Regions from separate parts of the Homo sapiens genome. Here region 1 is linked to region 2. Evidence: read pairs that join two places in POLR2A ChIA-PET (ENCODE). Cell type or tissue: GM12878. All regions are shown on one strand. Each heading gives the region's core, and the rest is flanking DNA. Links, peaks and the distances in the headings are about the cores only. Region 1 overlaps PLA2G6 (phospholipase A2 group VI). Region 2 overlaps FAM227A (family with sequence similarity 227 member A).

Region 1 (4,400 bases), core at 244-4,243, 460 kb before region 2:
TGCCCGGCTAATTTTTTGTATTTTTAGAAGAGACAGAGTTTTGTCATGTTGGCCAGGCTGATCTTAAACTCCTGGCCTCAGGTGACCTGCCTGCCTGGGCCTCCCAAAGTGCTAGGATTACAGGCATGAGCCACTGCGCCCGGCCAGCTTTGTTCATTTTTAAGTGTTGAGGTTGAGTCCAAGTTTTGCTACTAAGGTGCTGTGTGATCTTGGGAAATCCTTTTCCCTCTCTGAGCCCCATTTGAAACATGAGACTAACTGTACCTGTCCTACCTACCTCCCAGAGGTGCTGTGAGGACAGATGAAAAACCACTATAAAAGCACTTTCAAAACCATAACCATTATATGTCAGTGATGGTTACTTAAAGTTCTGACCAGGGCTTTTAACATACCAAAAGGTTTTGTCTTGCATACCTCTACAAGCGCAGCAGCCAGCCAGAGTCTAGTGAAGGCAGTGCCCAGAGAGTGTTGGCTCAACGGGACCAGCCTGTTGTTCCACAGAGAGTGCGTTGATTAACAGTTAACTACTGGGCATGTGATCTGTGCCAAATGGAGGGGTCAATTAATGAACAATTGCATAAAATGCTCTGCCCTCCTGAAGCCTTTTTTTTTTTTTTTTTTTTGAGACAGAGTCTCACTCTGTTACCCAGGCTGGAGTGCAGTGGCGCGATCTCAGCTCACTGCAACCTCTGCCCCCTGGGTTCAAGTGATTCTCCTGCAATTCTCCTGCTTCAGCCTCCCTAGTAGCTGGGATTACAGGCGCTTGCTACCACGCCCAGCTAATTTTTGTATTTTTAGTAGGCACAGGGTTTCGCCATGTTGGCCAGGCTGGTCTCGAACTCCTCACCTCAAGTGATCCACCCATCTTGGTCTCCCAAAGTGCTGGGATTACAGGCGTGAGCCACTGTGCTTGGCCCGAGCCTATGTTATTATGGAGGAGATCAACAAAATGACTAAAGTAAAAACATAGAATAAGGAAGTACATTAAATAAACTATAACGTAATCAGTGTTACAGAAACAACAAAAACCACAACAAAGATAGGGAAGGAGGAGGCGGAAGGAAGCCATTCCTCATTGCCCTTGGCTGGGTTTTTCCTTCATCTCACCAGCCTCTCAACATCAGGGTACTCCACATCAAGTGTTGCCGATATGTCAGAGAATGACAACTGAAAACTCATCACTGGAATTAGCATCACGGAGGCATGCACGACCTTGACAACATTACTTTTAGTGGAATGGAGGGAACCAAGGCCTGATTAAAGTGGGTTTAAGGACACAATGTGAGAATCTGAAGATTGCAAAGATAGATATTTTTGAGGAGTTTTGCTGTGGTGAGGAGCAAATAAAGGAAAGGATAGCGAATGGGGAAAGTGTAATCAGGCATTTGAATGCTGACGGGAACGATGATTCTCTCTCAGAACTTCCACTTTCCATTAACAGCAGACTAGGGAATGTGAAACAGACCACCTACTGAGGACAGCCAGAAATGCTGGACAAATTATTAAAAAACATCTGCTGGCAGGCACTGGATACCTCAAAAGACACTGATGACTCACCAGGCTGGAAGGAATGATGGAAACCCAGGAATTGCAGTGTTCAGGTGGCTGTTACTGGAGAGGATGGGCAGACGAGCAGCACCAGTAACAGCCTCATGGGGCTCAGGACACAGGGACTGGAGCCCAGGCGTCTGCCAAGAGGAGAGCCCTGATGAACATCTCTTACTTTGGGTTAGGGTCCTAAAGAACTACGTAGCCTAGGAATAAGGGTGAGCCATACACAGACACGCTCTCACAGAGACCACAGTTCAGCCTCAAGTGATTTCAGTTCCAGAAACTAGACTGAGGTTATCCTAGTTGCAATGGGAGAAGCAAAAATAAATTCATTCTTTGTAAGGAAACATCAAACTAGGCTCTAGATTATTTCTTTTTTTTTTTTTTTTTTTTTTTTTGAGACGGAGTCTCGCTCTGTCACCCAGGCTGGAGTGCAGTGGCGTGATCTCGGCTCACTGCAACCTCTGCCTCCTGGTTCAAGTGATTCTCCTGCCTCAGCCTCCCGAGTAGCAGGGATTACAGGAACGTGCCACCATGCTCAGCTAATTTTTTGTATTTTTAGTAGAGATGGGGTTTCACCATGTTAGCCAGGATGGTCTTGATCTCCTGATCTCGTGATCCACCTGCCTCAGCCTCCCAAAGTGCTGGGATTACAGGCATGAGCCACTGCGCCCGGCCATTCCAGATTATTTCTACGAGCATACTTGCAAATACAATGACCAACACATAATCAAAACTCACCAGGCATATGTGGAGATAAGACATGAAAGAAAACCAACAGAAACAATATACAAAAGAAACATATCTGTGAGGGGACTGTAAATATTTAAGTTATCCAAAATAGACTTTAAAGTAACTGTGATAACATTCGAGAGGTTAAAAAAGGAAATTTAGAATTTTGGTGAAGAGTTTTGAATGATCAAAAAAGCATCAAATGGAAATTACAAAATTAAAAAATATAATCAGGAAAGAGTAAACAGAATAAAGCATGGAGAGACAGAAGAATACAAAATATAGTAGAGTACATAAGAGACACAGACTATCTAATAAAAGATCTAGCATACATACATAAGTGGAGGATCAGAGGCAGAGTAGAAAAAGAATCAAATGGAAGCTACATTTGAAAAGTTAATGTCTGCAAACTTTCCAAAACTGATTTTTAAAAAACATTATAGGTCAGGCACAGTGGCTCATACCTGTAATCCCACCACTTTGGGAGGCCAAGGTGGGTGGATCACCTGAGGTCAGGAATTCCAGACTAGCCATGGCGAAACCCCATGTCTACTAAAAATATAAAAATTAGCCGGGCGTGGCGGTGGGTGCCTATAATCCCAGCTACTTGGGAGGCTAAGGCAGGGGAATTGCTTGAACCAGCGGGGCGGAGGTTGCAGTGAGCCGAGATCACGCTACTTCACTCCAGCTTAGGCAAAAGAGTGAAACTCCATCTCTGATCACGCTACTTCACTCCAGCTTAGGCAAAAGAGTGAAACTCCATCTCCAAATAAATAAATAAAATTATTCTGCTGATTTAACATACCCTATAAGCCCTCCCTGACCCCACCACCAAAAAAAAAAAAAAAAACACATAGAAAAAAACAAAAAACAAGAAAGCCCCAGAAATCCACGCTTAGCACCTTGTAGGGGTTTTAAAACAGGGCCCCCTAAAATCACTGATATTCCTTGCACTGAGCAGTGGGAATTTGTATCTCTTTACCCTTTAATCTGGCGATGTAACTGCGTTACCAACAGAATATGGCAAAAGTGATGCCGTCCCAGCTTCCAGACCAATGCCTTAAGAGACTGGAAGTTTCTATTTCTCTTCTCTTGGGACCCAGCCATCATGCCTCAAGGAGGCTGAAGCAAGCCATGGTGACGACTCTTGGTCCTGGGCCCTGAGCCCTGAATGAACTACCAGCCAACAGCCAGCACCAACTTGCCAGTTGCGAGTTACCTTATATGGTGCCATATAAAGTAAAGCTGAGGCTTTCCCACTGAGCTCTGCTCAAATTGCAGATTTAAGGACTAAATAAATGATTCCTTTTATAAGCCACTGTGTTCTGGAGTAGTTTGTTACACAGCAATAACTGATAATGATACATATGTTGCACAATATGTATTGTATGTAACATAACAATTGCTGATATATGTGCCACATTACACCTGTTGAAAATAAAATACAAGGAGGAAATATTTAAAATAGCAGAGGGAAAAAAGTTATCTTCAAAGGGCAACCATTAGAATGACAGCTGGCTTCTCAACAATGGAACCCAGAGATAATGGAATGACTTCCTTAAAGAGCTGAAAAGAAAATAAATGCTGGCCAGGCACGGCGGCTCATGCCTATAATCCCAGCACTTTGGGAGGCCAAGGCAGGCAAATCACTTGAGCTCAGGAGTTTGAGATCAGCCTGGGCAACACGGTGAAACCCCGTCTCTACTAAAAATACAAAAATTAGTCAGGTGTAGTGGTGCATGCCTGTAGCCCCAGCTACTCAGGAGGTTGAGGGAGGAGAATCGCTTGAACCTGGGAGGCGGAGATCGTGCCACTGTACTCTAGCCTGGGCCACAGAGCAAGACTCTGTCTCTAAATAAATAAATGCCAATGAGAATTCTGTACTTAGCACACAAAACAAAATGAAAACAAAAACAAAACCTTCAAGAATAAGGTTAAAATTAAAACATTTCTCTAGTCAAACAAAAAACCCAGAGACTTTGTCATTAGCAGACCTACACGAAAGGAAATACAAAAGCTTTTTCTTTCCTTCTTTTTTTTTTTTGGAGACATGGTCTCACTCCTGTCACCCACGCTGGAGTGCAGTGGTGCAATCAACGCTCACTGCAGCCTCAACC
Region 2 (4,400 bases), core at 171-4,170:
GTCCCATCCCAGCATAGAGGAGATGGAAGTGTTCCAGCCCACCTGGCCACCCAGCTGCTCAGATTCAGCACGCTGAGGGCTCAGTTGTTATTGTACAGAGTTGGGGGTTGGGGAGCCTAAATTTGAGCTACTATGAGATACAATCTAGGGATGCCTAGAAATGTCTGGGTGCGGAGGGAGCTGCGCAGACCTGGAATTAGCAGGTATGGGCAAGAGCTGCAAAAATCTTGAGTCCTTATTGTTAAGGACACTGACTATATCTATGCTGTTGAACTTGGGAAAATTCTGGTTAAATTAGTAGGTATTCTGACAAGACATAACTAAACGACAATCTCTGGGACATCACCTACCCCTAGATTGAATCTATAAGAATCAATACCAGTCGCGATGCCCATTTTGTGGATAAAAACATTGAGGCCTAGATTTGCCTCAAGCAATGTAACTGATAGGTGCATCACTTAGATGGAAATGTAGGTCTCCTGGCACCAAGCCCAGAAAGGCCAGCACTGTACCCCAGTGCCTTTGCCCGTGGTTCCACTGTAGTCGTGCACTCCTAGTTCCCATATTTTGGCTTGGGTAGAAATTGTTCTCTCTGTAAGCCAGGTCTCTCCTCCAAAGTCCAGTCTTGTATATTTACCCACTTGGCATCTATCTTCATTTGCACTTTTCATAGGCATCTTAAAGTTAACAAGTTCAAAGTTGAACTCTTGATAGCTTTCCACTAACCCAAACCCTACGCTGTCCATCTCAGTAAATGGCACCATTCAGATGCTGAAGCCGCACACCTGGGAAGCAACCTTCAACTCCGTCCTTTCTTCCCCCACTTCTCCTCCCCACTCCCAAAGCCAACCCACTAGCAAGTGTTGAAAGATCCATCTCCCAATGCGTCAGGTCTGTCTGCTTCTTGCCACCTTCCATATTTGTCATTTAGACAAATACGGAAGCCTCCCAGCTGGTCTTCTGTGCCCCTCCAATACATCCTCCATATTCAAAAGACAGTGTGATCTTTAAAAAATATAAATCACATCATGTCATCCCTAATGTAATGAATTATCATGGCACTTCAATTATATCCATATTCATATTCCTTTCTATGATGCTTACAACTCTGCAGCATCCAGCCCTGCCAACATCCCAGCCTTCGCTTGTGCTTCTCTTCTCACTCTCTGGGGTACAGTATTGGCCTTCTCTGTTTCCTGAACACTCGAGCTCTTTTTTTTCGCCTCAGGGCCTTTGCACATGCTGTCCCTTCTTCCTGGAAGGTTCTGCCATTTACTCTTCCAATGGCTGACTCCTCATCTCTTGGTTCTCAGCTCAAATGGTATCTTCTGGGGTCATTACTTGTTACATGTGTGCTTTTTCTTCTCCACATATGTGAAACCCATCCCCAAGGTAAGAGACTTAAGTTGCAGCTGGGGTGCAGACATTTCACCTAGGCTCTACCTGCAGATGCACCACCCCTGCCTGAGATTTCAAGATGGAAATGAGCAATGGGGAGGAAATGGGAAGTATGCGGACTCCAGTTTTTGGAGAGACTGTTGACAGGAGCAACTGGTTTTTCAAGGAGTAGAGTAGAACTTTTAACATCCAGTCCTCAGTCACACTGGCACACAGTAGCACACCTTGGCAGAGGCAGTATGGTTTGGCCATCATTCTTGGCAGCATGGCCTCTGAAGCTAACACGGAGACTCTTCCAGGGTAGCTGTGCACCTTTAATACATTTCTTTCTGCTTAATAGCTAGAGTGGATTCTACAGTTTGCAACTGAGAACTTTGGTGATGATTCCTCCTTACAGAGGCCTTCTTTCACTGTCTTTTTTTGGCACTACAAAAATTCTACAAAGAAATATATTTTTATATATATATTATATATATGTAAATATATTATATATAATTATATATATATATTATATATAATTATATATATATTATATATAATTATATATATAATATATATATTATATATTATATATCTATGCTGTATATATATTATATATAATATATATATATTATATTATATATATCTATGCTGTATATATATTATATATATAATATATAATATATAACATATATTATAACATATATTATATATCATATATAATATATATCATATATAATATATAACATATAATATATATCATATATAATATATAACATATATTATATAATATATATCATATATAATATATAACATATATTATATAATATATATTTATAATATATATGATATATATAATTTGTTTGTTTTCCCCCCTGCAAGGATCTAGGTCCAAGGTCCCAGCCCAGGGATGTCCTTGGACCCTGACAATGCAGTTTCTAGCTATCTCATCATCTTCCCAGAGACAAAGCTCAGGATCCTAATACTATGTGTTTGCACCTGACATATATAACGGGGAAGGTGTGTACAACTGGGTTTCACGGATGTTGGGAGTCCCTGAAATGTATGCCTTCCTGGCTCAAAGACATCATTTTTCCTAATCTCCAGCTGTGTTTCTCTAGGTACCACCCTTGTATAATATGATTAAGAGCTAATGTTTATTGAGTTCTTACTCTGTGCTATGCTGTTTGCTGAGTGCTTGCATGTAAGATCATATTTAACGCCCACATTGTGACTGATTTCTCTAGGTACCTATTTTACTGATAAGAAAACTGAGGTTCAGTGAGATGAAATGACTCATCTGAGAGCTAGAATTCTTTTTTTTGAGACAGGGTCTCGCTCTACTGCCCAGGCTGGAGTGCAGGGGTGCGATCTCAGCTCACTGCAACCTCTGCCTCCTGGGTTCAAGAGATGCCTCAGTCCCCCAAGTAGCTGGGACCACAGGTGCATGGCACCACGCCCATCTAATTTTTGTGTTTGTAGTAGAGACAGGGTTTCACCATGTTGGCCAGGTTAAGAGCTAGGATTCTAGTCCATGCCTAATTTGATAGTCTGGTCTCTCAACTATATACTACTTCTCCAGGTTTAGGACCTGGGGAGCTGGGAAAGGGGGACACAGAGTTGAGCTACTGTGCAAAGAGACGCAGGAGAGAATATCCTGCCTGCTGCTCTTTTCATCTCCCTGGTTTTCTCTCTCCCTATCATTTTCTCCCTCAGATTCCATTTCCTAAAACTTTTTATCTTTAAAAATATTTATTAAATGAACAAATGACTCAGTCTCTAATAGGTGGGTGTCCTAATTTATAGCTGGGTCTCATAGCAGAAGCCAGCTCTGTGGTTAGATACTTTTGCATTTCCACTGTGCAAATCCCTAACACTTAAACAAGAGAAGGGCAGACAGGAGACCAGAGATGGAAAGTAATTGCAACTCATTCCCCTGAATTGTGGACTCTCAGACAGACTACTGCCATTGAAATGCATATTTTGAACACAGCCAGCTCTTTCATTGAGCAGATGGGAAAACGTGTCTGCTCTTGATGAGAGAGGCTCTATCCCCACCACAAAACCCAATTACTCCCTCTATCCTGGTTTGCCCATTAAAACTTCAGCTGTGCTCAAGGTTCCAGAGTTTTTGATTATTTCTATTTTGGGGGCAGTAAATGGAATCTCTTAACTAGGTTCCTGAAATAACTGTCAGAAGAGTTTATGTATTTCAGTACAAAGAACACACGCTTGTTTCAAGCCATTGTGACAGGCAGTACCCAAACACTGAATAATATTTTGGTCTTGGTCTCTGGGTGATGGCTGTCCCTCTGCAGCACCTATGTCATCTGCACTTTTTGGGAACTGACGTTTACAGAGCACAGTCATATGCTAAGCACAGGGCCAAGAGTTTACATAGATGACCTCATTCACGAAGTCCAGAAATATTTGTTAAGTGTCTTCTTTGTGTTAGGTCTGTTCTAGGAGGTAAAAGAGATAGAACAGCAATAAATGTTACCCAGGCTGGAGTGCAGTGGCACGATCTTGGTTCACTGCAACCTCCGCCCCCTGGTTCAAGCAATTATCCTGCCTCAGCCTCCCCGTAGCTGGGATTATAGGCACGCACTGCCACGCCCAACTAATTTATGTATTTTTAGTAGAGATGGGGTTTCACCATGTTGGCCAGACTGGTCTTGAACTCCTGACCTCAAGTGATTCGCCTGCCTGGGCCTCCCAAAGTGCTGAAGATTACAGGCTTGAGCCATCGCGCCCGGACAGAGTTTACCTTCTAAGAGAGGGAGACAAACTCTAAACAACACATCAACCCAACAGGAAGATAAGTACTGTACAGAGATTGAGATAGGTTATGGGAAGACAGAGGCTGGCAGTCAGGGACAGCTTCTCTAGGGCAATGACAGTGAACCTGGCATCTGAGGGACAAGGAGGAACCAGATTTCCCCTCTGGATCCCTGAGGAAAGCAGATTCCAGGCAAAGAGGACAGCGAGTGCAAAGGCCCAACCAGGCATAGACCTGGCACGTC

What was found. ChIA-PET counts read pairs that join two places held together with the same protein. Peaks named below come from ENCODE experiments on the same cell type or tissue, not always from the same donor. Only the 100,000 strongest peaks of a DNase experiment are listed, where the experiment ranks them.
Region 1: POLR2A ChIA-PET joins it to region 2 with 8 read pairs; 2 of 35 experiments call an interaction of 5 or more read pairs at or near these places.

Annotation. Positions count from the first base shown.
Region 1 is chr22:38,146,936-38,151,335 of GRCh38, forward strand. All of the region lies in intron 2 of PLA2G6 (phospholipase A2 group VI), which reads right to left. Among named protein-coding and RNA genes, the nearest start is that of PLA2G6, 33 kb to the right of the region's middle. In GM12878, for the core only: no CTCF peak of the experiment used is centred there; a DNase peak (open chromatin) is centred at 4,115; H3K4me3 peaks cover 380 bases.
Region 2 is chr22:38,611,189-38,615,588 of GRCh38, forward strand. The region is part of intron 11 of FAM227A (family with sequence similarity 227 member A); the gene reads right to left. Among named protein-coding and RNA genes, the nearest start is that of FAM227A, 43 kb to the right of the region's middle. In GM12878, for the core only: no CTCF peak of the experiment used is centred there; a DNase peak (open chromatin) is centred at 2,614.